2 separate regions of the Homo sapiens genome follow, and region 1 is linked to region 2. Evidence: chromatin loops called from intact Hi-C (ENCODE). Cell type or tissue: OCI-LY7. All regions are shown on one strand. Each heading gives the region's core, and the rest is flanking DNA. Links, peaks and the distances in the headings are about the cores only.

What was found. Hi-C counts contacts between places; a loop is a spot of excess contacts. Peaks named below come from ENCODE experiments on the same cell type or tissue, not always from the same donor. Only the 100,000 strongest peaks of a DNase experiment are listed, where the experiment ranks them.
Region 1: a loop joins it to region 2, with 4 times the contacts of the local background. A loop is called at or near these places in 3 of 110 quality-filtered maps.

The regions. Positions count from the first base shown.
Region 1 is chr22:33,267,960-33,283,078 of GRCh38, reverse strand. LARGE1 (LARGE xylosyl- and glucuronyltransferase 1) reads left to right here. Exons shown (of 15, transcript NM_133642.5): 14 at 5,824-6,019; 15 at 8,455-10,570. The coding sequence ends at 8,652. Among named protein-coding and RNA genes, the nearest start is that of LARGE1-AS2, 110 kb to the right of the region's middle. In OCI-LY7, for the core only: CTCF peaks have their summits at 8,449, 8,662 (motif pointing right), 11,183, 11,384 and 2 weaker places; DNase peaks (open chromatin) are centred at 8,678, 10,018, 11,518 and 12,238; H3K4me3 peaks cover 3,148 bases; H3K27ac peaks cover 4,618 bases.
Region 2 is chr22:33,011,041-33,026,159 of GRCh38, reverse strand. The region is part of intron 1 of SYN3 (synapsin III); the gene reads left to right. It also overlaps the pseudogene ETFRF1P1. Among named protein-coding and RNA genes, the nearest start is that of SYN3, 40 kb to the left of the region's middle. In OCI-LY7, for the core only: CTCF peaks have their summits at 7,520 and 7,729 (motif pointing left); a DNase peak (open chromatin) is centred at 7,699.

The DNA.
Region 1 (15,119 bases), core at 4,386-12,385, 260 kb before region 2:
AAAGCACCGCTTTCTCCAGACAACGTCCTTGTAATCTCCCTCCTCTCCCCATGCCGGTACGTGCCATGTACTTTTTTGTGCATGGATGACAGACGTTATGTGTTCAGATGGAAGGGTAGGCATGTTTGGAGGGTGGAAGGGTAGGAAGGTTTAGCTTATTTCTGTTTGTCCTTTTTTCTAAACTCAGTTTAGGTTCCTGCTGCCATCTCCTGGCTCCGAGTTCTCCCTTTTGTGTGCTTGTCCATTCATTCGTCTGGTAGGTGGGTTTCATTCTATTAGCACCACTGTGGCAGTTTTCCTTTTTATTTGTGGTATGAGTGGTCTGTTCTTTGAGCCCCTGAGGCCTGGGGGACGTGTAGCCGTTGTGTCAACAACTTCAAGTCATCAAGGTGACCCAGCACATGTGGCAGCCAGCTTTCCTGTTGCCCAAGTGACAGTCGCAAACAGAACCCTGATTTTCCTTTTTTCCCAGGCCCCCGAGTCCTGCAGGAACATTGCAAGGGAGCTCCCCTGTCACCTGTCCCCAGTGTCCCAGGAGTCTGTGCCACCGCACAGGAGCAAACAGGTTCCATGTCCTGGGGACAGGCTGCAGCATTACATGTAGTGATCCAGGGGAAAGTAGGTGGCCTGCTAGGTGCCGTAACTGAGCAGTCTAAAGAGAGGGCTGGTACGTCTGCCTGCTCCAGGTGTTTGCTTGTGTTTGTTTGTTTGTTTGTTTTGTTTGTTTGTTTTTGAGACAGAGCTTCGCTTTTATTGCCCAGGCTGGAGTGCAATGGCGTGGTCTCGGCTCACTGCGACCTCCGCCTCCTGGGTTCAAGCAATTCTCCTGCCTCAGTCACCTGAGTAGCTGGGATTACAGGCATGTGCCACCATGCCCGGCAAATTTTGTATTTTTTAGTAGAGACGGGGTTTCTCCATATTGGTCAGGCTGGTCTCGAACTCCTGACCTCAGGTGATCCACCTGCCTTGGCCTCCCAAAGTGCTGGGATTACAGGCCTAAGCCACTGCGCCTGGCCCTGCTCCAGTGTTAAAGTGAGGCCACCCTTGTGAATGATGTCAGAATGGCCAACACTTCCTGGAAGCTAAAAAGCATACGTTTCTAGACCATCGGAATTTTACTGAAAACATTATAGTCTTAATAACTTGGGTTTTCCTACCACAATTAAGTTTCTAGAAATTTCTAGCAAGTTTCCTCAAATAAACTTTATCTTGTGAAAATAACTTTATGAGGTGGGTTGTTCGTTCAACAGTTCAGAGGCTATCATTTTTCACATTTTATACAGATGAAGAAACTGAGGAGTGGAGAGGTCCCAGTAGAGCCAAGACTCAAACTCCAGGCTTCTTCCTCTATCCAGAATTCTGGAAAGTGGCCTGGAAGAGTTAGTAACCCCCCACCCAACCCAAGCCTTCCTTCTTTTCTGAAAGAAATAACTACCACTTATTGTGTGCTTAGCATGTGCCAGGCACCGTGATTACATATTTAATTCTCACAATAAACCTATGTGACAGATACTATCATCCCCATTGCATGGATAATGAAACTGAGGCTCTGAGAAGTTTAATAACTTGCCCAATGACACACAGCCAGTAAATAGCAGAGCCTGGATTCGTACCAGGTCTGAGGAACCTGTGTTCTCAGTCAGAATGCCATCCAGCTACTGATTGAGTCCTGAATTTTTTTTTTTTTAACCAGTGTTTAAAGATGCAGAGTAAAAACTTGCTCCTCAGAATTGAGACTTTCAAACCAAACCTTAATATAAGTCTCCCATGAATGCCATAGTCTGATGGCTGAGCACCTGACACATTTCCAAGGCATCCTTCCTGCCGTCTTCATACCACAGTGAACCGAGAACTCATTTCACAGCCACATTTGTGGCCACAAGAGCTGGGGTGTGGCCTGCTGTGTCCGTGATTGCTGCTCTGGCCAGCAGCTTGCCAGCCATCATGCCAAGTGCTAAGTTACAGCCCTTGTCTCCGAGAAATTGCTATTGTCACCTGCTCTCCAAATAACAAACTCTTCAGCCTCTGAGCAGCCGAAATCTGCTCCCTACCACACCTGGAATGAGAAAACATCCACACCCCTACAAGTCCTCTAGGGCGGTGGCTCCAGAATGCGGTCCCTGGACCAGTGGCTTCAGCATCACTTAGGAACTTGTTAGAAATGCAGAGGCTCAAGCCTAGCCCAGACCTCCTGCATCAGAAACTCTGGAATTGGAACCAGTCTTCCAGATAATTCTAATGCATACTCAAGTTTGAGAACCACTGCTTAAAGCAAAGTGCCCCAAATCTCTTCTCCCCAGTAGCATCCTGTAAGGTGTACCTAGGAAACCTCTCTCATCTTCCCATCCCTTTTTTAGCAGGGAAGGAGGCTACCTGGCATTTGGCAATAGGTCATTCACAGGCTGGGGCTTGTTTTAACGAGAGGTTCATTGTAACTTGACTGCACCCTGTGCTGCCCAGCCTTTCTGCAAGCTGCCAGTGTCCAGGCTAAACTGATCAAAGCTGCCTCCTCAGCCAGATGACTAGAACTGACCCAGCTGTCCCTACAATGGAGTGCAATGGCGCCGTCTCCCCCATTGTTTTCCCTTCCTTTTCACATTATAATTTTCTGAGAGTTTAGATTCTAAAGGTGGATGACCAATAACATGGCTGTCAATATCACTGAGAGCAAGACCACCAGGAATTGACATCATATCTGGGAAGCAAACAAGGAGAAATAATAAAGAGAATTTTCTCTTTCTCTTTTTTTTTTTTTTTTTTTTTGAGGAGTTACCATATATCAGAAACTACTCTGAGTACTGTATGTGAATTAAGTCACATAATCATCATAAATCTATGAAGTAGATATTGCTGTGTCCGTTTTGCCAAGAGAAGGAAACAAAGGTGCCAAGTAGTTAATGTACCCATACCTGTTGAATGACAGAATTGGAACCCAGGCAGGCAGCCTCCAGAACCATTGCTTTTAACCACTTTGTTATAAAACTAGCATTTATTGAATTCCTCTTAGATGTCAATACTGCGCCAGACTCTTTATATTTTCTCACTTAAGCTCTTTGGCAGTTCAACCAGATAGGTATTCTTTTCCCCAGTTGACACAAAAGGAAATTAACGGCTAATTAAAGCATTTTGTTCTGCAAGGCATTCAGCTCCTAAGTGGCAGAGGTGGGATTTGAACCCTGGCCTGATGGCTCCATTGTGCTTTAAAACCTCATACAAGTTCACGGCCATCAGCTGTGCTGTGCCAGTTCTGTTGAAGGCATCAGGTGTTAAGACTGCCCATTCAGCAAGTTCACAAATGGAAAAGCAACTGCTTCTGGGCCTAATTGTTGGATCATGCCCGAAATTGACATCTCCCGCAATATCCCTTTTCCACACTCCATGAAAATGGCATTGCTTCACCTTTCATTTTTCTTCCATTTAAGTGGCTTTGGTTTTGATGGAAGTTGCTGTGTTGATGGAGCTGAAGTTCAAGTTCCTGCCCTCCCCTAGCCTGGCTGTCTCACCCAACAGCACAACTTGATCAAAGCCCACCCATTGGCCAGTGCCCATTCAGCTGCACTGGCCAGTTCCCTGAGGGTTTGGGGGGAGTCCAGCCTCAGTGGTAGAAAAGCAAAAGAAGGAAGCAGTTGCATTCCCTGCCAGAAAGTGTCCCATTGGCCACACGGAACACTCAGTCTCACTTAGCGCCTCCCTTGCTTTGGAGAGACTGCCCACAGGATGAGATGGAACCCAGACTTCCACTTCCTCTCTCCCTGCAGCTATGCTCTTGGGTTCCCACCCTTCTGTCTTGTTTTCATTTCATGAAGCTTTTCTTTCCAGCTCTGGATACTCTTCCTAACTCTTCTCTTGGGCCCTGTCTAGTCCTTCACTAGATGCCCAGCTTCCTGCCGTCTCTCTGTAGCTTCTAGAGGCATATTGCCATCTCACACATGGACCTGTCTCAGGTGCCTCTCATGTTGTTAGGTTACTCATTCATTCATTCAGTTTAGTGCACAATTGTTGAGTACTCGTTCAACAGGCCAGGAAGTGTGGGGGACAGGGACATATAAGAGAGGTGACCCAGCCGGCCGTGGTGGCTCATGCCTGTAATCCCAGCACTGTGGGAGGCCAAGACGGGCGGATCATGAGGTCAAGAGATGGAGACCATCCTGGCCAACATGGTGAAACCCCGTGTCTACTAAAAATACAAAAATTAGCCAGGCGTGGTGATGCGTGCCTGTAGTCCTAGCCACTTGGGAGGCTGAGGCAGGAGAATCGCTTGAACCGGGGAGGCAGAGGTTGCAGTGAGCCAAGATCGTGCCACTGCACTCCAGCCTGGAGACAGAGCGAGACTCCATCCCAAAAAATAAAAAAATAAAAAAAGAGAGGTGAAGTGCTTAAGGAGGCTCCTGGCCTTTGAGCAAGGCTTCCCGGGTTTGAATCACAACTCCACCACTGACTACTTGTACTTTGACATTTGGTAAGTTATAAGAATTTAAAACAATATCTGCGTGTGTGTGTGTGTGTGTGTGTGTGTGTGTGTGTGAGAGAGAGAGATTTAAAATAGTCCCAGTACACAGTAAGTGGTTAACTAATATTAGCTGCTTCTTATTGTGGTTATATGATTGTATTCATTTGCTACTACTGTATAACAAATTACCACAAACATAGCAGCTTGAAACAAATTTGTGATCTCACAGTCTCTAGGGATCAGAGATTCAGGCATGGAATGACTGGATTCTCTGCTTGGGATCTCACTGGGCTGAAATCAAGGAGTCAGCAGACCTGCATTTCTCCTCTTCCCAGATCACTGGTGGTTAGCAGAATTTCTCTCCTTTCGTTCCTAGGCCTAAGGTCCCATTTTCCTGCTGGCTTTTGGCCAGGGACTGCTCTCCTAGAGTCTAGTTAATTTGCCACATGGCCCCCATAGGCAGCTCCCAACATAGCTCCTTGCTTTCTTCCAGACCCAGGTCTAAAGGGTCACATGATTCAATCATCTCCCATTTTCACACAAAGTAAAGTGGTGAGTAACCTTATTTATATCTAGAACAATCCCTTCTGCCATATAATGTACCATAATCCCAGGAGTGATCACATACATACTCACAGGTTCTGCCTCAAGGGGAGAGCATTGGACAGGGTGAGAGTCATGGGGGACCGTCTGATACTCCTACCACAGTCTGGCAGCAATCACTACACAAGCTCACCTGCAGTCAATTCCTGAGAAATGACATGGAGCCCTCCAGGAGTTCCTTTTCATAGTGAGAATCTCCTCGTTAGTGAAATGTGCAGATAGCAGATGGGATTAGGGTTTCCTGCAGCTGCTGCAGCAAAATACTACAAACTGGATGGCTTAACATAATAGAAATTTATTCTCTCACAATTCTGGAGGCCGGAAGTCCAAGATCAAGCTGTCAGCAGGTCCATGCTTCTTCCCTGAGGTCCTAGGCCTCCGTCTGGTGATTGCCAGCAGTGTTTAGCAATCTTTGATTTATAGATGCACCCGTCATCCAATCTCTCCCAATGTCTATACATGGTATTCTTGCTGTGTGTCTCTGTGTCTAAATTTTCCCCTTCTTATAAGGACAACAAATATTGGATTAGTGCCACCCCAATCCACTGTGATCTCATGATAACCTCATTATATCTGCAAAGATCCTGATTCCAAATAGGTCCCATTCACAGGTACTGGGGGTTAGGACTTCAACATAGCTTTTGGGAGGGAGACAGTTCAACTCACCCGAGGACTACATCAGTGTACACCCCTTCTTCCTCCACATCGGCTGCATTTGGAGAGCTTGGCTTCCTTCCCTACACCCAATGGCTTTTCTCCGTGTGTCTCAGGTACCACGTCTGGACGAAAGGCCACGCACCCACAAACTTCGCCAAGTGGCGGACCGCCACCACGCCTTACCGGGTTGAGTGGGAGGCCGATTTTGAGCCGTATGTTGTTGTGAGACGTGACTGCCCGGAGTACGACCGGAGGTTTGTAGGCTTTGGCTGGAACAAAGTGGCTCATATCATGGAGCTGGATGTGCAGGTGAGAAGAACGGAGCATCCACCTGGTATGGTCGACGGGGGAGAGGCCTAGATCCTAGAGCTTAAGGGATCCTTGGAGACAAGAAAGCAGAGAGCTAAGAGGGAACAAGATATGCTTGAGGACCAGTGGTAGTACTGATCCTTGGGCTCTTGATCCCAAACCATTGCTCCTTCCTCAACCCTTGGGTGAGAGTTGGGTTCTTGGCCAGGACCCAGGTAAATGTGAGTTTCCTGTGACAAACCATTTCATCTTCTCATCCTCACCCAACCTGATGATGAAGACAAGCAAATGTGACCATTCATCACTTGGTCTTTGAGTCACGTAACAGACACGAAGCATCCTTAGAGTTCCATATACATGACAAAGCATGCTGCTAAGATGCAGCTAGTTATTCCACCCTTTACTAAAAGATTAATAGATGCATCCATCATTACTAAAAGAGTGGCGACTTTGAGACTGTGTTTAATCACGAACTCCTTCATTCATCCAACTGATACGTATTGAGCTCCTACTTCAAAGTATGAATCTTCTACAGAATTCTAGTAGGTGAAACCAAGGATCAGCACACATTTTCTGTAAAGGACCAGATAGTAAGTGTTTTGAGCTTCATGGGACCTACAGGTCTCCTTTTCAACTACTTAACTCTGCTATTGTAGTTCAGTCTTACAGTCTTTAAACAAATGGGTGTGGCTGTTTCAATAAAACTTTGTGTACAAAAACATGAAATGGACCAGACATGCTTCAATTTTTCAGCCCCTGTGTTAAACAAACAAAAGCAAAACTGCTCTGGTTAAATTAGAAGAAGGATTCCTCGGTCCCTCCAGCCTTTTTTTTTTTTTCTTTTCTTTTCTTTTGTATGCTCTTCTCCAAGATCTCTCCTCCTGGTGCACAGTGCAAATATTTTTCAACAAGAGCACCTCCAATTCAGAAAAAGCTAAGGTTGGATACTGAGCGCTGGCCGTTCATGAGAATCACCAGGAGAACTTTCCTTCCAATAGTTCCAATATGTTTGAGAACAGCCCCAGGTGATTGAGAGGCGTTAGGGTTGAGAACACTGATGTAGATAGGTTATAGAATCATGTCCATATTTAACAACAGAAAGCAGGGCTGTCAGTATCCATATTTTTTATAATACTTTGAATGAGCAGAGTGCCACTCACAGACAACAGTGTTCAGTCAGCCTCAGCTTCTGCTTAAAAGGAATGTCATGTTCATGTGTCCAGCAGTGCTGTGAGATGAACTAGTTCAAAGAAAGTTAATTTTTCTAGCCATGAGACCTGGGCTTTGTTTGTTTTGGACAGTTTTGACAGAATTCTTGAAAATACGTTGCATATTTTCTTTTTTTTCTTTGCGAATAGCATGTCCCAGACATACTCTTAACCTTTTCCAGTACCTTAAGGAAATAATGAGTGCACACCTGCCAGGTATTAACACCCACACCCATGGGGCTAGTGCGGTTGGTGGGGTTCTTTGTCCCTCCATTAAATGTCCCAGACAGTTCAGCTCTGGGAGATCTTGCATTTTCTTTTGATGGTTTTTCTCACTCATTCCTCACCAGCAACTGTCTTTTCTTGCTGCTGTTGTATTGTTCTACCTAAAACAGCCGCCTTTCCCCATCCCAGTTATCCCTGAGTTTATTCTTATCTGCTCTGAGCTGGGAAACTAGATAACAAAAGCTTGTCAGACAATATGTCCAAAATGAGAGTAAATAGATCTGAGTAAAAGTGTGCTGAGTTCTCCTCTAAGCGATATGACCTAAATCTGGGTCACCTGTTTTGGCTATTCAGAGGCCTTTTATTTTTGGCCTGAGTATTAAGCTGTATTCTGCCAAGTTGAGAATACTGGGTGACAGTGTGACCTGCGATAAAGATGTGTCAGGGAGAGGTTTGTTCTTGGTGAGCTTAGGTCCAGCAAAATACTTGTTTTTATTTCATCTGGTCTCTCATTCCTGTTTTGTACCCTCTTTTGCACTCATCTGTTGAGACTGTCAGATCGCATCAAGTCCTATGAGGAATCATAAACAGATGTCAGTTAATCGAGCAAGAGAATATCCCATGGCGTGTGTCATCCTAGACTGTCCATGTGGGTGTGAGCTCACATCTATTTATCAAGAAACCTTTTCTAGGCCATGAGCTCGGCTCAGCACTGTTTATACAGTATTGGCTTCTCCGTCATGGTCATCATTCAAGAATATTATTACTTTCACCTTATAGATGAGAACATGAAGGCTCAGAGAAGCCAGTTTCCTGGTCCAAGGTCATGGAAACAGCCCTGAATTACCCCACTCCAAAGCTGTTGTGCTGTCCTTTGCCATCTGCTTGTGGGTGCCATTATCAAGTCATTCATTCACTAGCCATTCAATCATTCGCTTGGGCCTTCATCATGCATGACCCTCGGCTCTTGCGGGTTCTCACGCTGCTCTTGTCTTCTTCCAGGAGTATGAGTTCATTGTGCTGCCCAACGCCTACATGATCCACATGCCTCATGCCCCCAGCTTCGACATTACCAAGTTCCGTTCCAACAAGCAATACCGCATCTGTCTCAAAACCCTCAAGGAAGAGTTTCAGCAGGACATGTCCCGCCGCTACGGCTTTGCTGCCCTGAAATATCTCACAGCCGAGAACAACAGCTAGCACCAAGAAGCCCACCACTAGGGGGAGACATGCTGTAGGGGAAGTGCCACTCGCTGTTTGGGGCCCGGCCTTCAAATTCAAAATTGAGCCATGCTTTTTCGGTTTGTTTTTATTTATCTCTTTGGCCCAGCCAAGCTGCCCTCACTACAGAGACCTTGGACAAGGATCCAGCCAGTCCCTCTCTGCCCCACAACCCTGCATTCCCAGAGGTTAGCTATGCAGCCCACCTAGATGAGTCTCTTCAAGAATGGGAAATCAAGGGGTGACAGGGAGTAAAAGGGTTATCATCTTACTGCAAAGCCACAAGATCAGGGCAGGGCTTTAGGATGTTCTGGATGCTTTTTAATAATTATGCTTCCCATCATAACTGGGGAGAAAGGGAAGTCAGGGTTCTAGGGGTTATTCGTCCCAGGAAATAGAAGTGAAATTGTCTTTATTAAGTGAAAACTTTCCCCTTTGCCCTGCAATGTAGCTGGGCATTCAAACGGAGGGCAAACCGATGATCTAAACCAACCACTTGGAAAAACCCAATGGGGACATTGTAACCAGAGGGTCCTGGAGGTGGGGTTGATGGGTTTCCTTATCCCCAAAGTCACTCCTGTTTTGTTTTGTTTTTCTTTGGGGGTTTTGTTTATTTTTGGGGCTGGCAATCCAAAATAGAAAATCTGATCCTTTGAGGCTCTAAAGGAAAATCAGCTGCCTCTACCAACCACCCTCTATCAGCAGTGGCCCAGGAAGGAGGTCAAGCATCTTCGGCCGATATTTAAACATGGGCAGCTTCCTTCAGGATGATCACCGAGGCTCCCGTGACTTTGAACTCCCTACTCTCCAGAATCCAGGGGCTATAGCGATGGGGACTGCGGAATTACGAGGGCTGGCTGTTTTACACCGGTCACATTTTCTATTGGCAGTGACTGATTCATGGGAAAGGGCTTTGAAGGAACTACTTCAGTGCACACACAAGGTACGAACCTCTCAGGCCTTTCGAAGAACTTTCATAATTCATGAAAGCCCAGTTCTGAAGATTCACGTATCCATCTGGAGACCTACAGGAAGAAAGTGATTGGGTTCCTCTGGTTCTTGCCTGCTTCACTGTGGATGGGAAGAGGTGACAACCTCAGTCTCCCTTTGGGACCTGTCCAAGGGTAGGCAACCACCTTCACCTTCACACAGATTGAGGAGACACTGGACTTTTTACCCATTTTCTTTAATCTTCAATATTAATATTGTGTTTACATTGATGAGAACAAGAGTTAATGCCCTACCCTCTGCTGGGCTGTTTGTATTGAGTTGCAATGTGACCAGCGAAAGCTGCATTTAATAAATGAAAGTACAGACTGTTTCTTCCCCATTCCCCTCCCACTCTTGCAGGAAGCTACTGAGACACACCTTGACATAGAGAGCTAAATTGCAGTGGATAAACAGCAACTTCACACTTTCTGTTCCCCCATTCTATTTTTCTCATCATTTGAACTTTAGCCTTTTTTTTCCCCTTTTGCCTGAAGTTAGATCCCACTCTGTCTCTAACTCAAACCATCTTCAAGTTTTCCATTCCGCATCTTTCTCAACACTGGAGCCAGATGTTGTCTTCTACCAGATGTGGGCTAGGAGGGTAAATCCTGGTAATCAATTGTAAAGGGAACATCCCATCCTTGGGCCTGGTAGTCATGTGGGACCCTATAGCAATCCGGTTTGTGAGATCACTCACGATGTTACATGCTCAAGTGGATGTTACACGGAAATTTATACAAGAATTAGGAAAATTACCATTAGGACTAATTTTTGCATAGATCTAGCTAGGCTTATGTATGTATGTAAATATATATGTAGACAGAGCATACAAGTATATAGCCTATATACAAAGCATTTATAAATAAAAAGTGACATATATGTATAAAGCAGAACAAAAATTTTGAAAGTACATGTCAAAGTCCAATTTGTTCAGTGGTGTGCCAGGCCAGCTTCTACATGCTCACAAGGCCTTTTTGGGCATATTTCCAGTTTCCACGTTCAGTGATTCCTCTGTCCCCATCCCCAAGAGCTAGTTGTTAAATATTTACCAGCAGCATATCATTGACTTTCTCTCTCCCCTGTGTACACACAAGCACACACAGACAGATACACAGATACAGAGGCACTCACTAATTTCTCCTCCTTCCCTAGAGAGGACCACTGTTAGGAGATGTACACATACCGATACAGGTTTTGAATTAATCATTACCAGCTACTTGAGCCAAGTGAAAACCTGATGGTAGCACTGGTTCCTCAATGTTAAAAATCCATTTTTAATTCCCTAAAGCCTTTTTATTTTTAAAATTTTGCTTGGCCCCTGACTCATGCCCAGCCACCTTGCTTTCACTTGCATTTTTATGGGCGTAGCTGGTGACCATGTAATTTGTCATCTAAATCGGGTCACTTCTGAGAATGAAAGGTGCTAATTATTTTTACACAATAGGCATAAACTAGAAGATGATGTACCTTCACGTACAGTGAATTTATTAAGGCCAGAAACTGATACTTCACACCAACAGGAGAAAATCCTATTTCCCCAAAGACAGGTGCCTTACACTGTAAGCCAATCTCACTGAAGGCTGGAGCTCAGACATTGGCGGATGCCCAACTTCAACAGAGAGGCTGCCAACCCAATGGAGGCTGAGGTCCGCAGAGCCAGCAGCCTGCATTCCCAGAACTTACACTGGGAGCAGCAGTTCACTGCCAGCCCCAGCTTATGTGTGGGGAGCTGTAGCCATTTGGGCAGAGGTAATTGCAAAAGATGTTGATTTCTTTGCATCAATTCCCTGGGGGGTAAAACAGGCCTTTAAATGTGTCACACAGATGTTTTCATGCTTAAATAAGCCAATACTAATCTTGGCTTTCAGTTGAGAGGAAGGACAAGGTTCCCTCATTTGGTCCCCTTAACAGTCAGTGTGGAGGGGAACTGAGATGTTTTCAGTAACCACTATGTGCAGAAGCCTTTGGCAGGCATGAGTTCACCGAACCCTTGGAGCAAAACTGCAAAGTGGATATTAACATTTCTACTTGGGGAACCTGAATGCATTCTGTGTAATTAAGTAACTCCTCCAAATTCACATGGTTAATATATGGCAGACCTAGAATTTAAATCAAATCCTACTTCTTTGAATCCAAAGGCACATAACCTGCAATGCTACTTCCTTTCCCAATAAGAAGGAAACAGATATGAAACAGTGACAGACAAGAGAATTTGAACCTATGTAGGAAGATTCTTGGATTTCTAGTCTTCTTCCTTCAACATCCATCCAATAACACACACAGTCCAGACAGCAATCTCCTAAAATATGCCAAATCTTGCTATGCTCATGGACTTCCTGAAAATTAATTTGAAATAGACCTGGGTGATCTATAATCATATTCAGACAGCTGGGTTCCACTCTAGGGGATAGTAATTGATTCTCTGAATGCTTCTCCTGGGTTGTTTCTTAGATTACATGGCTCAGGTAGAGACACTAAGTTTTAAGCTCTCCCTTGTACCCTGACTTAGCATGCTGCTTCAGAGTGATCTCTCTGAATGTGTTGAGCTGATTTACAGAGCACATATTTGCTGAGTTGACTAATAGCCTCTTTGTGCCCCATCATGAAAGGACAGACCCTACTTTAATTCTGTTCCTTTCAAAGACTCTACTGTCTTTGAGTTAAGGCTTCATTTGTGGTCACCAGGCCTTTAGGGAGCTCTGTGTTAGTGAAAGAAATGTGATTCAAATCCCCTCTCAGACACAGCTCCTTCACACTCTTGGTAGAGATAATAAGAACTACCCTTTATTGAACCAAGACTTCTATGGTAGTTGGCAATGATGGATCCTCACAGCTATGTTATAAAATAAGGGAGGTATTATTATCCCCATTATTTAGCTAATAAAACTAGCTCCCAGAGAAATTAATGTGACTTGCCCAAGACCACACAGGCTGCTAATGGAATGCCAGAATTTGAACCAAAATCTGGCTGGCTTCAAAAACCCCTGTCTTTCCACTAAAATGTGCTACTGCCTTCCCATACAATACTGAAATCAGCTTAGCTGCGAGGCTTGTACAGTCGTATCTTCATGTACTTCATATACTTCGTTTTCCTCATTTTTTTTAACCCTAAGGGTTTATTATTCAGCTTAGTGCCATTCAAGTTTATGAAATGTCACTTATCTGCCATATGCATTCTAAGAGGTTTCAGACCCATAGGATCTAATGTCGGATATACCATGATCTTTGTTTCCATTCATTTAACAAAACTCCTTTTAAGAAGTGTCCTTTAATTTCAAGAAATAACTGGTGATATCCAAAAGGAGGTAATGGGGGTGCCACAAAAATGTGGGGTTTCTGACTGTGAATATTTAATGGATTTGGTCATTGGTTTGTTGTAACACATTCGTATAGTCTTTTTTTTTTTTTTTTGAGACAGAGTCTTGCTCTGTCACCCAGGCTGGAGTGTAGTGGCGCGATCTCGGCTCACTGCAAGCTCTGCTTCCCAGGTTCACACCATTCTCCTGCCTCAGCCTCCCGAGTAGCTGGGACTACAGGCGCCCGCCACCACGCCCACCTAATTTTTTGTATTTTTAGTAGAGACAGGGTTTCACCGTTTTAGCCAGGATGGTCTCGATCTCCTGACCTCATGATCCGCCCACCTCGGCCTCCCAAAGTGCTGGGATTACAGGCGTGAGCCACCGGTGGCTCAGGTTAATATAGTCTTAAGAGATAATGTCTTCTGGAATGAAAAAATGTCAGGCAGTTCTGGGAAAGTGTTTCCCAAGGTGTCGTACCAAGGCCATCTGATCAATGAGGCCAGGACAATGTCATGAAATGATTGACAGGGCTCACTGAGAGCAAAGCTTTGACAGATTCCTGGGTAAGTGGTGCTGAAGAAAGAAAATAAGGGCTCTAGTGACATCAGTAATTTCACTGCACTTTTTATCATTTTTTTCTGAATTCCACAAGTAATGTATTGAGCATCTACTCATTGGTGGACATTATGAATGCAACAGTGAACCAGGTACAGTCTACTTTCATGTAAGTGCAATTCATTAGACAGCAGAAAAGTAAACAGATAATGCCAAGGCTGGTTTCACCTTAAGACTTTCACAGAAACGGTTTTAGTTTTGTTTTAGTTTCATTTATTTTTGAAACTGTAAGTTTGAAAACTAACAGGAAAATTGCAAGGATAATACAAATAACTTTATCCCTTACATTTAGATTAACCATTTGTTAACATTTTGCCACATACTCTTCATAGTTTTTTTCCTCAAACATTTGAAAATGAATTGTAGATACCATGCCCCTTTAAATTTAAATACTTTAGTGTGTATTTTTTTAAAACATAACATTGTCTTGTATAACCAAAATACAAGGGTTAAATTCAGAAGTTGTTTTGTTAGTTCAGTGTTTTGAATGAAAAATAAACATGCATACACAAGGCTATGCATATGTCTGTATGCATATGTAATTTTTTGAGTTTATTAATGTTATATAGCATATTATGTGACAAAATTTTATGGCAAGTAGTGCTAAAAAGCCAGATTCAGAAGGTTTACCATCCACATGTATACATTTCTGAGATGATTCAATATGTGGGTCCCTAAGGCAATGTGTACTATAATATGTCACTAACTTAGTCGCCTTATTACCAGACAATGAAAGTGATTATTTTCTACCTGCTTAAAAGTTTTATAACAACTAGGCCGGGCGCGGTGGCTCATGCCTGTAATCCCAGCACTTTGGGAGGCCGAGGCAGGCAGATCACGAGGTCAGGAGATCGAGACCATCCTGGCTAACATGGTGAAACCCCATCTCTACTAAAAATACAAAAAATTAGCCGGGCGTGGTGGCGGGCACCAGTAGTCCCAGCTACTTGGGAGGCTGAGGCAGGAGAATGGTGAGAACCCGGGGGACGGAGCTTGCAATGAGCCAAGATCGCGCCATGCACTCCAGCCTAGGCAACAGAGTGAGACTCCATCTCAAAAAAAAAAAAAAAAAGTTTTTTAACAGCTATTAAGATATTCATCAGTTTCAGTTGAAATGCTTTTTGTGTTAGAATGCGTGTTTATTATGTGTGGATATAAATGTGAACCTTCATAGTTTTTTTAGTTTCTCAGATATGCAAGGAGAAAAGATACATCAAAACGGCGATGTAAGAATTTTTGACTTTTGCGGGCCGGGCATGGTGGCTCACGCCTGTAATCCCAGCACTTTGGGAGGCTGAGGCAGGCGAATCACTTGAGGCCAGGTGTTCCAGACCAGCCTGGCCAACATGGTGAAACCCCATCTCTACTAAAAATACAAAAAATAGCCGGGCACAGTGGCAGATGCCTATAATCCCAGCTACTCGGGAGGCTGAGAGGAGAATCGCCTCAGCCCAGAAGGCGGAGGTTGCAGTGAGCCGAGATCGCGCCACTGAACTCCAGCCTGGGCAACAGAGCAAGACCCCGTCTCAAAAAAAAAAAAAT
Region 2 (15,119 bases), core at 4,619-12,618:
GCATGAATGAAAGGGATTTGTTTTGCTCATGTGCCTTCAGGTTGGCTAGGAGTTCACTCTTCTTGGCTGGGCTCTAAGATGCAGCCATCTAGTTGGCTCTAAGGTGCAGCTTGAGTCCAGGTCTCCTCTCACTTGCTCCTTGGATTCGTGGGACAGCCAGGACATGCTTTTCTCATGGCAGTGACAGAGGTGCAAGAGGGCAAGTAGAAACATGGGACGTCTCTTTGGCTCATGGTTCAAAACTGGTCACTATCAAGGCTCCCCTGATTAATCAAAACTGGTCACATGATGGGGCCTGGTGCAGTCACATGACTACCCAAAGTCAGTGGGCAGGAGAGTCACTCAGCTTCTACTGGGAGAACTGAAAACTCACTTGGCAAACTGTAGACCTTGGGGGCTGATGAAGAATTGTGGCTAATAATTCAAACTGTAAATTGCCCTCCCCAACATAAGCATATTTATTTATAAATCATGAATACTGAGAAAGTTGCAGATACCAGGATGAAATCTTTTTTTTTTTTTTTTCCAGACGGAGTGTTGCTCTGTCACCCAGGTTGTCACCCAGTGGTGCGATCTCAGCTCACTGCAGCCTCGGCATCCCAGGTTCAAGCGATTCTCCTGCCTCAGCCTCCTGAGTAGCTGGGATTACAGGCACCTGCCACCATGCCCAGCTAATTTTTGTATTTTTAGTAGAGACCAGCTTTCTTTTTTTTTTTTTTTTTTTTTGAGACGGAGTCTTGCACTGTCACCCTGGAGTGCAGTGGCGCAACCTCCACCTCCTGGGTTCAAGCGATTCTTCTGCCTCAGCCTCCCAAGTAGCTGGGACTACAGGCATGCACCACCATGCCTGGCTAATTTTTGTATTTTTAGTAGAGACGGGGTTTTACCATATTGGCCAGGCTGGTCTCGAACTCCTGACCTCATGACCACCCGTCTCGGCCTCCCAAAGTGCTGGGATTACAGGCGTGAGCCACCATGCCTGGCAGTAGAGACCAGGTTTCACCATGCTAGCCAGGCTGGTCTTGAACTCCTGACCTAGTGATCCACCCACCTCAGCCTCCCAAAGTGTTGGGATTACAGGCATGAGCCACTGTGCCCACCAAAATAATTTTTGTCAGACTCAGACAAAATGGGGCCAGAAAGGAGAGGAGACTCATACTTACCTGTCTGAGATGAGAACTGTTTTCAAGGACTTTCTAAAATCACTTTCACGTCCTTCACGCATCTCCTGCTTTGATAAATCACTCGACATTCTTTAGGACTGCAGTAATTCAGATAAGATGTTCTCGGAAGAACACTTGCCCAGTAACGGCATCTCCCCCAACGAACTAACAACAGCCTCTGGAACCAATGAACTGTCTTTCTAAGCAGCTTATGTAAATCTCTCATTGCTATAAAAGCTCCCCTTTATCCTTCCCTCATTGAGTGCACTGGTGGCTTGTCATTTCATGCATTCCGGATTATAATCTTTATTGTATTCCAGGACAAACCCAACATAGCTAGAGAGACTTTTCTCTAGTGTCTTTTAAGATTGACAATACTTTACTAATATATTGTGTCCATAAAATGTACATGCCAAAAAGAAATTTAAGGGTGAGATCAAAGATTGGAATGAAAGTGCTAACCATTTTTCCCTGTACTCCAATGTACCATCTTGGAAATCCCTAGGGGACAAGTGTCCCATTTTGGAGATCAAGACCAGCTGCAGTGAATCATTTGGGTCATTTAGAGAGCTTGATCACATGCAGATTCCAGGCTACTACTTTTCCAGCTTGTGGAATCAGAGCCTCTGGAGAGGAAGCCTGGGAATTTGTATTGGTGAGAAAGTTCCCCAGATGATATGGGCGCATATTAGAGTTTGATGCTTACATTAAAAAAGCCATAGGTCTGTGATGGAAAGAAGCTCAAGAGTGGCCTCTAAGAACACTGGAATTGCACTCCACCATACCCAGTCTGGAGGGTGCTGGTGGGTGGTCAGGAAAGCCATTCTGAATGATTGATACAGAGTTGAGTTCTGAGAAACAACAAGACCTAGTCATGCCACAAAAGAGAAGGAGGCTGTGCCCGGCAGACATTGCTGCCCGTGGAAAGAGCTGTCATTGAGAGAGTGCCTTCCTTGCTCAGGGAACGTATGGTATCCTGAGTGTCCACACTCAGGAGAGGATCTAGCCCAGAGAGGCCAGCGTTCTAGATGATCACCAAGGTGGACACCTCTCCAGCTTCAGTTTGGAACCAAAAAGTCCAGAAATAATATTGTGAGATAGACTAGAATACATATATGATTGATTTTAGAGTAGGTGAGTATTGCTAAAAATCATTGAAATTTATTTTGAAGGGTTCATCTGGAGCAACAATCACAGAGGGGCCCAGGTGACACTTGAGCTCCAGACCTCACCTTATCAAGGGCTTCCATTTGGATTCTGTTTGTTTGAGACAGCGTCGCACTGTGACCCAGAGTGTTTAGAATCATGCAGATTGTGCAGAGACACAATCATGACTCACTGCAGCCTCAACCTCCCAGGCTCAAGCAATCCTCCCACCTCAGCCTCCTGAGTTGCTGCGACCACAGGCATGTGTCACCACCCATGGCAAAGTTTTTGATTTTTTTGTGGAGACTGTGTATTAGTCCATTCTCATGCTGCCAATAAAGATATACTTGAAACTGTGTAATTTATAAAGGAAAGGGGTTTAATGAACTTCCAGTTCCACATGGCTGGGGAGGCCTCACAATCGTGGTGGAAGGTCAAGGAAGAGCAAAGGCATGTCTTTCATAGCAGCAGGCAAGAAAGTGTGTGCAAGGGAACTCCCCTTTTATAAAACCATCATGTCTCATGAGACTTATTCACTACCACAAGAACAGCATGGGAAAGACCTGCCCCCATGATTCAGTTACCTCCCACTGGGTCCCTCCCATGACACATGGGGATTTTCACAGTTCAAGTAAGATTTGGGTCGGGACACGGAGCCAAACCGTATCAGGCAGGGTCTCCCTGCGTTTCCCAAGCTGGTCTCAAACTCCTGGACTCAAGCAATCCTCCTGCCTTGGCCTCTCAAAATGGTGGGATTACAGGCATGAACCACCATGCCTGGCCACTTAGATTTTTGACATGACCTTCAGATGAGGGTCCTGATAAGCTAGAGGCAATCCAGCATGATTATTAGATAATTCAAAGCTTGGGCCCCAGTCCTGGCTAGTGCTGCCTGTAGGGCTCTATAAATTCTGTTCGTAAATAAATCCTGTGAATATTTTTTGGAAAATTCAGTTATTGTTACCTTATAATCTTAGGAAGTTAAATGCTTTAATTTGCTAAAGGTAAGTGTTCATTTACATGAAAATTTTTTGGGACCTTGTTTTGGCATTTCTGTATTTGAATATATTTCAGTTTGTGGGAGTGGTTGCAAATAAATGGAAGAATCTCGTCTCCTCTCTTGACTTCGAGGAGACCCTCTCCCACAAAATTTCCTGACACCCTGGGGTGTTCTCCAACCAGAGGAGGGAGTTGTTTGTGCTCACTCACCTACAAATCCTGTTTCCAAAGCCCAAATTCTTCTTGTCTGGGGACCCACGGTGTCCCACTCACGAGAACAATGATGCTACCCACAGGAGATCAAGGCCTGTGTGGGTGGATTTGAACTCATCAAAGACAGTGCATGTTTTCCTGTTGATGTGGCTGGAAAAGAGCTTTGGGGTCAAAAGGGCCAGCAGGTCTGTGTGTGAGAAAGGAGCAGGATGGAGCTGCTTCCTCAGCAGGTGCATGTTGGACCTGCTCTTCAGGAAGTTAAGCATCTTTTAGCTTTGCAGCTGGAGTGACACAGTCTACGGAGTTCTCAGCCTGTCCCTAGACTTCACTGCCTATGCTCATTAATACATTGCTAAAGCCCAGGTTATGTTGTCTCCATGAATTTTAAAATTTTCTGCTTGTGCAGAGGGGATTTTAGCATTTCAGGATTAATTACCTAAATACTGATTCCTAATAGGGAAGGAAAAAAATTGTTTTAGCCCTCATCGAGTGGAGAATTTATAAGCCGTGTTGTGTTTACATGGGGGACAGGGAGAATCAGTCAGTCCTTTGCATTATTCCAATTTTCGTTCAACTTAGGTTTATGTGTCAGGCACTGTGACAGCTGCTTTCTTTTGTATAATCACAGATTTAATCTTCCCAAACAACAAGTGAAGATAGTTTAACTTCATCCTTGTTGTTTTAAACAGGTTTACTTAACAAATATATATTGAACCTCTACTATGTGCTAGGCACTGTTTCTAGGTGCTTAGAGTACATCAGTGGACAAGTCAGACGATGGTCTCTCTCCCTGGGGAGCTTACATTCTATGAAAGGGAACAGAAAATGAAGAATAAGCAAAAAAAAAAAAAAAATAAGTTACAGTATATAGTTTATAGAAGATGGTGCATGCTATGGAAAAAAAGAACAAGTAGGATCCAAAGTACCAGACAGTGGCAGTCAGAGGGGAGGCTTCACTGAGAATGTGACATTTCAGCAGGACCTGAGGGAGAGGTGGGTGGGCCACGCATGTGTCTGTAGACAGAGAGTTCCAGATGAAGGAACAGACAGTGCAAAGGCAACTAATGCACAGGAAGTTCAATCACTGGAATTCATCTTCTTTCTTTGTTATCTAAGAAATGTGCCAGGCCTTGAATATTTCTTATCTAATGTACCATTGTAGGAGAGCCAGGTGTTAGGCTGTGAAACACTACGTCATCAAGATTAAAAAGCAATTGTATGGGGGGTGATGGAACTCTTCCATATCTTGGTAGTGGTGGTTCCCTGAATGTGCTAAAACTCATAGAACTATACACCCCCAAAGTCTATTTTATTCTATGTTAACTTAAAAAATAAACATTTGGAAAAGCACTTTAGTGCACTTGATTTTGGTCTGCTCAAAGACCTGTGAAGTAGGAAGGGCAGGGTATTGGTATCCCCACTTTGCAGATGAAGAACCCGTGACTTAGATGTCACTGAGCTGCAAGAGGCAGAGGTGGGGCTCAAAGTCAGATCCATGCCAAAGCTCATTCTCATGTAAATACTGCACCTGCCGTGTTGCCTTCCAAACTAACCACACTGTCAGACTTTCTGGCAATGGGAAACACATTGTCTAAAAAAAAATCGGAATAATAATAGCAGCTGACACAGATTGTTTACCATGTGCCAAGCACTGTTTTAGATACTTGGCATATGTTAAGTTGCAGGAACTCTATGAGGTAGGTACTATTATACCCATTTTGCAGATAAGAAAACTGAGGCACAGAGAGGCTAAGTAATTTTCTCGAGGCTTTGTAGGTGGTAGATAGCAAAATTGGGATTGGAACCCAAGCAACCTGGTCCCAGGATCCATGAACTTAACCTTCAAGCTTACTGCCTCTGTCTACCTGTGTCCAGCACCAGAGTGCTGAGGCCATTGTAGTCCTTAGCCTGGGTTTGGGAGGGGGCTTGCACTTGAAGAGTCCCTTTTATATAGGATTTGTTTTCAAAGTGGTATAGGTTGGCCTTTTGTATGACCCAATCTTGCAAAAGAAATTTCTCCCCTTTTGCTTGTCATGGTGCCCAAAGTATCATCAATAGAGTCACCTCAGTGAATCTTAAAGACTGAGCAAAAAGATTGCTTTCAGGCCTTATACCTTATACCATTGGAAGAATCATTTTAATAGCGTGATTGTATTGAGGTGCTGGTACTCTGGGCTGGGCATCTGGCCTGTCCTCCTCTTCAGACACCCTCTCTTATTCTTAAATACCCCATCTCCTATGTCCTGAGGCTTCTCTGAATTAGAGGCTCCAATGACAAGGTCCTGCCAAGAGATCTGATCTTAGGGGTGAGGTATTGAGAAGAAGAAGAAGTGAGGAAGATGGGTTTTGAAAGAGGTACAGGATCCAGAAATAAACCTCACCACTTTCTCCATTTTCCTAGGATTGGGTCTATGTGAACAAACACGTTTCCATGGTTAACTATTCAACTGAATACTTCTCCTCTGGAGGAATTAAATCTGAAGGTGTTTGGTTAAATGCTTTGGGGCCTCTATGTGACTGTGGGGCCTCTGTGTTCAGAGTCTCTAAGCATTAATGACTCTCAGGGATGGTTGAAGTCAGGAATAACAATTCTGCATCCTGATGATATTGTAAAGATACCACTACTAAAAACGATGTTTCATTACTATTATTTGTATAATCATTCATTATTTCAAAAGCACGTCTGTGCATTCTTTCATTTGATCTTCCCAGTAGCTTCATGTGGATTGCTAAGAATAAGCAATGGGGCTGGGCGTGGTGGCTCATGCCTACAATCCAAGCACTTGAACTCAGGAGTTGAAGACCAGCCTGAGAAACATGGTGAAACCCCTCCTCTACAAAAAATACAAACATTAGCTGGGGGTGGTGGCACGTGCCTGTAGTCCCAGCTACTTGTGGGGCTGAGGCGGGAGGATGCAGTGAGCCAAGATCGCGCCACTGCACTCCAGCCTAGACCCAGTCTCAAAAACAAAAGCAAAACCAAAAACAAACAACAACAAGAAAATCAACTGTAATAAATAAATAACAGCAGGAGCTAGTACATGTAGTGCCTGACATGTCAGGCCTTGCACTGTGTCACATCAGTTATCTCATTCAGTGTTCATATCAATTTGTAAAGTAGCCGTTATTTTTTATTCCTGTTTTACAGATGAGGAAACTGAGGCACGGAGGTTGAATAAGCCACCCCAACTCTCATAGATATTACATGAGTAAGTGGCAGAGCTGGGATTGGAACCAGAGTCTGTCTGCCTTTGAAACCTGTGCTCCCAGTTACAGGTTTCATGGCCTCTCTAGGTATCCAGGCAGTGAAGGAAAAGGGGAATAAGATGCAGTATTCCGGGCAGAGGGAAAAGTATATACAAAGGATATGGACTTTTGGAAGAGCATGACTCATTAGAAGAGTTTCATCCTGCATGGCCAAAGTAGCAAGGAAAACCTTGAAGAAGATGGCAATGATTAAGGTATTTCTGGGTTACAGTGTGTCCTTTATCCTAGGGATATGTGGAAAGTCACGAGGGGGCTTCCTCTGGTTAGGGTTGTAGTTTGGAAAGCTCTCTCTGCTCTGTGGAAAGTTGACTGAATGACTGAGCTTAGAGGGAGGGAGCTGATTAGGAGCCTGTTGTAATAGGCAAGGGGAGAGAGCTTTAGCAGCACGTGAACCAAGTCTATGGTAGGAATGATGGAGAGGAGGGGATGATGCTGAAGATGTTAGTGGAGACAGAGTTGACAGGACTTGGAGATTGAGTGGCTGAAACTCACCAGGGTTAAGGAGGAGCAAAGTGTGAGACTTAGGTTCAGGTCTCAGTGAGTGGATGGGTCACAGGGTTCCGGAAGTGGGGAACCCAGGTGCATAAACTCATCTGAGGGTGAGCAAGGAAAGAAGTTTGGGGTGTCAATGAGTCACCCAAGCAGACATGTCCACTCTCCTGTCCAGGCTGATCAGTGGCTCATCTCTTCTCAAAGTAGCTGTTGCCGCTGTGGGGCAGCTCTCATTCCTCCTGCTTTGATGCAAAACGTATCCTTATGATTTTCACCTTACTTCTGGTTCTGGCTTCACCATCAAGTATGGAAAGTCTTTCATCCTTTATTTAACCTTTCCCAGTGAAGTTTTTCTTCATGCCACAGCCTCCAAGAAGTAAGCTTGCAAACTTGCCTTATAAAGTCTCTTTTTCTGTCTGGTCTGGTCACTCCTGCCCTCTAGTGGTTAGTGCTAGGGCAGCATGGGGCTGGGTACCCACGGGGCCTACTGGGTTCTATCCCAGCCCGTCTTCCCTGCCTTCCTGTCTTTTCCTAGGCTTTCACCAGAATCCCTCTCATCCGCACCTTGTCTTGCCATCAGATTAAGTTTGGCATTGGAGCGATATCCTGTGTCCTGTCCTAATGATTCAAGAGGAAAAGACCTTGAAAATTACATAATCCAGCTCCCCACTTTCACATCTGTGGACCAAAATGACTACAACGGCCTTCTAACCTGTCTGGCTCCTTTCATAGACACATCCTCTAGGTCTATTTCTACACAGTGGCCAGGTAGACCAGATATCCCTCTTGTCTCTAACCCTCCAATGGCTTACTTTCACAATTGGCTTCAAATCAAAATTGATTTCAACATGGCCCTTCATGATCTGACCCCTCTCTGCTTTTCTAAACATTCTCTTACAAGAATCTTGTTCTAACTTCCTGATGGAGCTGGCCATCCCTCTGTTCTTCAAATGTGCCTTGCTTTTTCCTACCTTAGTGCCTTTGCTTATACACTTCTCTCTCCCCATCCTTTATGTTTCAGCCTAAAGATCACTCCTGAAAGAAGTGAAATTGTCTCTGTTTGCTGATGACATGATCTTAAATATAGAAAATCCTAAAGATTCTACAAAAAAAAAAAAACCTGTTAGAACCGATAAACAAATTCAGTGAAGTTGCAGGGTACGAAATCAACACGCAAAAATCAGTAGCATTTTTTTATACTAACAACAAACTAACTGCTAAGGAACTTAAGAAATCAATTTCATTCACAATAGCACCAAAAAATGAAATGCTTAGGAGTAAATTTAACCAAGGAGGTGAAAGACCTTCTTACTGGAAACTATAAAACATTGGTGAAAGAAATTGTAAGTGACACAAATAAATGGAAAGGTATCCCGTGTTCACGGATTGGAAGAATGATATGTCCGTACTAACCAAAATGATCTGCAGATTCAATGCAATCCCTATCAACATTCCAATGTTATTTTTCATGGAAATAAAAAAATCCTAAAATTTGTATAGAACCACAAAAGAATCTGAATAGTCAAAGCAATTTTGAGACAAAAGAAGAAAGCTAGAGGCACTTGAAATCTATTACAAAGCTATAGTAATCAAAACATGGTACTGACAAATACACAATGACCGATAGAACAGCAAAGAGATCCCAGAAATAAACCCACACACTTACAATCAATTGAAATTTGACAAAGGTGACAAGAACACACAATGGAGACAAGACAGTCTCTTCATAAGTGATGTTGGGAAAATTGGATATCCGTAGGCAGAGGAGTGAAGTTGGACCCTTATCTCACATCATACAAAAAAACACCTCAAAATAGATTAAAGACTTAAATATAAGACCTGAAACTATAAAACTACTAAAAGAAAACAAAGGGGGAAAATTCCATGACATTGGTCTGGGCAATTATTTCTTGGACATTGTCCAAGTGTCTCCAAAAGCACAGGCAGCAAAAGCAAAAATAAACAAATGGAATTGCATCAAACTAAAAAGCTTCTGCAGAGCAAAGAAGCAATGAATAAAGATGCAACCCAGAGATTGGGAGAAAATATTTGCAAACCATACATCTGATAAGGGGCTAATATCCAAAATATATAAGGAATTCAAACAACTCTATAACAAGAAAATAAATAATCCAATCAAAAAATGGGCAAGTAAACCAAATAGACATTTCTCAAAAGAAGACATACAAGTGGCTAACAGATATATGAAAAAAATGCTCATTATTACTAATCATCAGGGAAATGCAAATTAAAACCATAATGAGATCTCACCTCACACCTGTTAGAATGGCTATTATCAGAAAGATGTCAGATACAAGTGTTGGAGCGAGTGTAAAGAAAAGGGAAAACTTGTGCACCATGAGTGGGAATGTAAATTTTTTGTCTTTATGATAAAATAATAGAATGACATTATTTATTTCCTTTTATCAAAGAAGCTAATTGATACACAACAGGTGACTTGGTTTCAGGCCCAAAGGTAGCAGCAGCAACATTAATAATGGAAATAATTGAATAGTTATGTATGTAATGCCTGTCACCAGAAGGCTATTTCAAGTTCAGCAGGAATGACTCCATACATATTATTATTTCTATAACTACATTTAAGTCATTACCAGGAACTGCTTTGTTTTGTAGTGAACCTTGAATATGTGCTGTTAATGTACCAAACTGGGGAAAAAAATAAGGGATTCCTTTCAAAAGTTAAGAGAAACAAGTGTGTAAGAAATTATTTTGTGGCTGGGCGCGGTGGCTCACGCCTGTAATCCCAGCACTTTGGGAGGCCGAGGCGAGTGGATCACCTGAGGTCAGGAGTTCAAGACCAGTCTGGCCAAAATGGTGAAACCCCGTCTCAACTAAAAATACAAAAAAAATTAGCTGGGCGTGGTGGCGGGCGCCTGTAATCCCAGCTACTTTGGGAGGCTGAGGCAGGAGAATCACTTCAACGTAGGAGGTGGTGGTTGCAGTGAGCCGAGATGGTGCCATTGCACTACAGCCTGGGCAACAAGAGTGTAACTGTCTTAAAAAAAAAAAAAAAGAAAAGAAAATTTGCCTATTAAATGTTCAGTATGTGGCATTCTCTTGTCAGTAAAATGGAAAAATAAGCTAAAAATAATTGGCTAAGTCCTATTAAGTTACAAGATTAAGTGTATTATATTTTCATTCAAAATTCGGTGCTCATTAATTTATAATCGGTAGTATAGCTAAATTGCTATCTTTGTATAAAAACTGAGCATAAAGTTGCTGATAAATCTCTCAGTATGAACAGAAGTTGAAACCTATTTAGTTCAGTAGGGCAGCTCAGGGATTTTTTTACACAACATGTACATCTTCCCATTTTAAGTTAGAATTATTTTACAATAGCTGGTGTACAGAAACAGCTGGCACTGGTTGTCAGCTAAATTAAAGTAGTAAGGATCAACTAGTTTTTGTTGATATCTGAATAACAGCGTTGTTTCATAGCTTTGTATTTCCTAAAGAAATATAAGGCTTCTAGCTCTTTCATTACAAATTCGCCCTGTACAGTAAGTTCTTTGATCTTCTCTGGATTCTTCACGTCTTTGTTTTTAAGGAAAATGTTGTTCAAACGCCGTTTAAAATAGTCTGCTCCTTTTGGATAGTCTCGTCCAAGATACAGTAGTTTTTTTTTTTTTTTTTTTTTTGAGACGGAGTCTCACTCTGTCGCCCAGGCTGGAGTGCTGTGGCGCCATCTCGGCTCACTGCAACCTCCGCCCCCCGGGTTCACTCCATTCTCCTGCCTCAGCCTCCCCAGTAACTGGGACTACAGGCGCCCGCCACCACGCCCGGCTAATTTTTTTGTACTTTTAGTAGAGACGGGGTTTCATCAAGATACAGCAGATTTTTATAAAGATTTAGTACTTATCCTCTTAAAGAATTGGCCATTTTCATTTATCATGTAAATTATCCACTTTTATGCATAACATACTTTGCCTCCAGACCCCAGGATCCCGGAAACGGAACAAAACTCCCCGGCGGCGGCACTCAAGCACCTTCCACTCACGCACTTTCCGGCACGCCGGAGCCGTAAAAGCCTCGACCGCTTCTACGACTCTTGTCCTTCGACTGCGAAGCTGGCTTTTTTGAGACAGAGTTTTGCTGTTGTTGCCCAGGCTTGAGTGCAATGGCGCGATTTCGGCTCACCGCAACTCCCGCCTCCCGGGTTCAAGCGATTCTCCTGCCTCAGCCCCCCGAGTAGCTGGTGCTACAGGCACCTGCCACCACGCCTGGCTAATATTATATTTTTAGTAGAGACGGGGTTTCTCCATGTTGGTCAGGCTGGTCTCCAACTCTGGACCTCAGGTGATCCGACCACCTCGGCCTCCTAAAGTGCTGGGATTACAGGCGTGAGCCACCCTGTCCGGCGGGAATGTAAATTAATACGGCCATTATGGAAAACGGCATGGAGGTTCCTCAGAAAACTAAAAATAGAACTACCATATGATCCAGCAGGCTCACTTCTGGGTATGTATCCAAATATATTGAAATCAATTTATCAGAGCTATCTGCACTCCCAGGTTCATTGCAGCATTATACCCAGTAGCTAAGATATGGAACTAACCTAGGTGCCCATCATCAGAGGAATGGATAAAGTAAATGTGGTATATATACACACGATGGAATACCATTCAGCCTTAAAAGGAGGGGGAAGCTAGGACCCATTGGCTTATGCATGTAATCGCAGCACTTTGGGATTCTAAGCAGGAGAATTGCTTGAGGCCGGGAGCTCGAGACCAGCCTAGGCAACATAGTGAGAGCCCCGCCCCCTAATTTTTTTTTTTTTTTTTTTTTAACTAGCTGGGCATCTTAGTACACGTCTGTAGTCCCAGCTACTCTGGAGGCCGAGGTGGGAGAGTCACTTAAGCCTGGGAGGTTGAGGCTGCAGTGAGCTATGATCACACCACTGCACTCCAGCCTGGGCAACAGAGTGAGACCCCATCTCAGACCAAAAAAAAAGGAGGGGAAAATTCTGCTATTTGCTACAACATGGATGAACTTGAAGAACATTATGCTAAGTGAGATAAGCCAGGGACAGAAAGACAAATACCACATGATCTCACTTGTAAGTGGCATCTAAAACCATTGAACTCATAGAATTTGAGAGTAGAATGTGGTTGCCTAAGGCTGGAGAGGGGGCTGAATGGGGAAAGCGGACATGTCGGTCAGAGAGTACAAAGTTTCAGTTATGAGAGATAAGCCCTTGTGATCTTTTGCACAGAATAGTGACTTTACAGTCACTATAATGCATTATAAATAATGCATTGTATATTTCAAAATTGCTAAAAGAGTAGATTTTAAATTTTTTTTCCACAGAAAATGATGTGTGTGAGATGATAGATTTGTTAATTAGCTTGACTTAATCATTCCACAATGTAAACATAGCAAAACATCACAGAAATATATATAATTATTGCTTGTCAATTGAAAATGAAATTTTTAAAAGTAACTTTCTCAGAGAGGCCTTCTCTAACCATCCTCTCTGCAAAAGTCCTGCCCCAAGTGAATTTCGATGACCACACTCTGTGTATTGTTTACTTGCACTTACCCTAAACCATAAATGTTTGTCTGCATGTTCATGATTGGCCTCCCTTTGCCAGCCTGTAAGTTCCACTGGGGCCTGTAGTGGGCAGAAGTTACCTGAGAAGCCTTTGACTAACATTGGAGTAGGTCAAAAGATGGTAAGAGGTGATTTTTTTTCAAAGTCAGGGAATTCATATCAATGGAAGGTTGACCAGAGTTCCTGAAGAAGGAATTGTTAAATAAACTCTAAGATCCCTTCAACCCTAACATTTTAACTTTTCCATCTGGTATTTGAAAAATGGAAGGGGCTCAGTTCCAGTAATGACGGCATAGCCTAAGTTGAACTAAACCTCTCACAGATGATAATGATAAACTTTGGAAAAAATCTTTAAAACGATTTGAGGTTGCTGGAGAAAAACAAAAAATAGACAGGAGGTGGACAGGATTTGACCCTTGAAGGAAGGAAAACCACACCCACTTAGTGAAATATACATTTAGGTGGCTCTTCCCACGCCACCTGGCATGGAGCAGCTGGAACTCAAGTGGAGAGCTGCAGCTTTGCTGGTTTGACAAATCAGGGGGCAGAGTATAAGCTCACAGAGTGGCTGGAAAATGAGGACATCTAAAGAGATGCCCCAGGTCCATGTGCCCACTAAAATCAACTGGCACCTCTGTTGAACCTGTGATGGTTCTGTCTGTCTCTCAGCCCAAATCTGCTTTTCATTCCTGCCCACAGTTGTTGAGCATAGATGGAAGCACTGCCTAATAAACTTCCTGCTTGCAAGTCACCATGGGAGTGTCAGCTACCTGGGGAATTGGACTTGAAAGCAGTCTAAGTAATATTTGTAGAGCATTACACCCAGCAACCACAAAATATGCATTCTTTCCAAGTGCATCTGGAACATTCATCAAGGTAGACTGTATTGAACCATAAAATTAATCTTAATGAACGGCAAAGGTTTAAAACCTTATAGACTGTGTTCAAGAATCACAAATGAATTATATTAAAAGCATTAACAAGACAATAATTAAAAAGCACTGAAATTTGAAAATTAAATGCATGTTTTAGTAATACATGGGTCAAAAAATTATAAGGGATAAACAGAATAATTTAAAATGAATGATAATGAAAATATGTCAGAATTTCTGGGAGGGAAGCACATTGCTTTAAATACTTATATTGGGGAAAAAAAGAGTTTAAAATTAATGATCTGTGTTTCCAGCTCAAGGCTCTAGAAAACAGAATAGCAAATTAAACTTAAACCAAAAGTAAGGAGAAGAAAGGAAGTAATAAAAAACAGAAATAAGTGAAATAGAAAACAAACAATGGAGAAATTGAAAAGGCTGCAAGTTGGTGCCCTGCAAGAGTAATACAATTTATAAATTCTTAGCAACATGGATCAGTCAAAAAGAGAGAAAAAGCAAATTACCAATATCAGGAATATCAGGAGGAATCATAAGATCCTACAGAAAGGATATGTTATGAACAACTTTATGCCAGTAAGTTTCACAACCAAGATGAAATGGACAAAATGCTCGAAATCACATATTGTCAAAATTGAGATAAAAAGAAAAACAAAATATGAATAGCTTTATAAAAGAGATTGAATTCATTATTAAAAACTTTCCCACAAAGAAAAACCAACCCCAGATGGTTTCACTGTTGAATTCTGCCAATAATTTAAGAAAAAAAACACAATATTACACAGACTCTTTCAGAAAATAGAAAAGGAGGGAATGCTTCCCAACCTATTTTGTGAGGTTAATATTACCCTGATACCAAAACCTAGCAAAAACATTGCCAAAAAATAAAACCACAGACCAATGTTTTTTTGTCATGAACATAGACACAAAAATAGCAAAATATTATCAGATTGAATCCACCAATATATAAAAAGGGTAATACACTATGATCAAGTGGGGTTTATCCCAGGAATGCAAGTTTGGTTTAACATTTAAAAATCAATCAGTATAATTTACCACATTGTTAAGCAAATAAATGGTTTCAAAAACATATAATCCTCTCAATAGATTTAGTAAATCACTTGGCAAATTCAACTCCCAAATGATAAGAACTCTCATCCAAATAATAATAGAAGAGAACTGCCTGAATCTAATAAAGTGGATTTACCAAAAACCTCTAGTTAACACCACATTAATGGTGAGATACTGAGTGTTTCCCCCCTAAGATTCGGAACAAGGTAAGGTGTGTGTTTTCATGATTTCTGTTCAATATTGGAGGTCCTAGCTAGGACAGTCAGATAAGGGAAATTAGTAAAAGGCATTCAGATTAGAAAGAAAGAA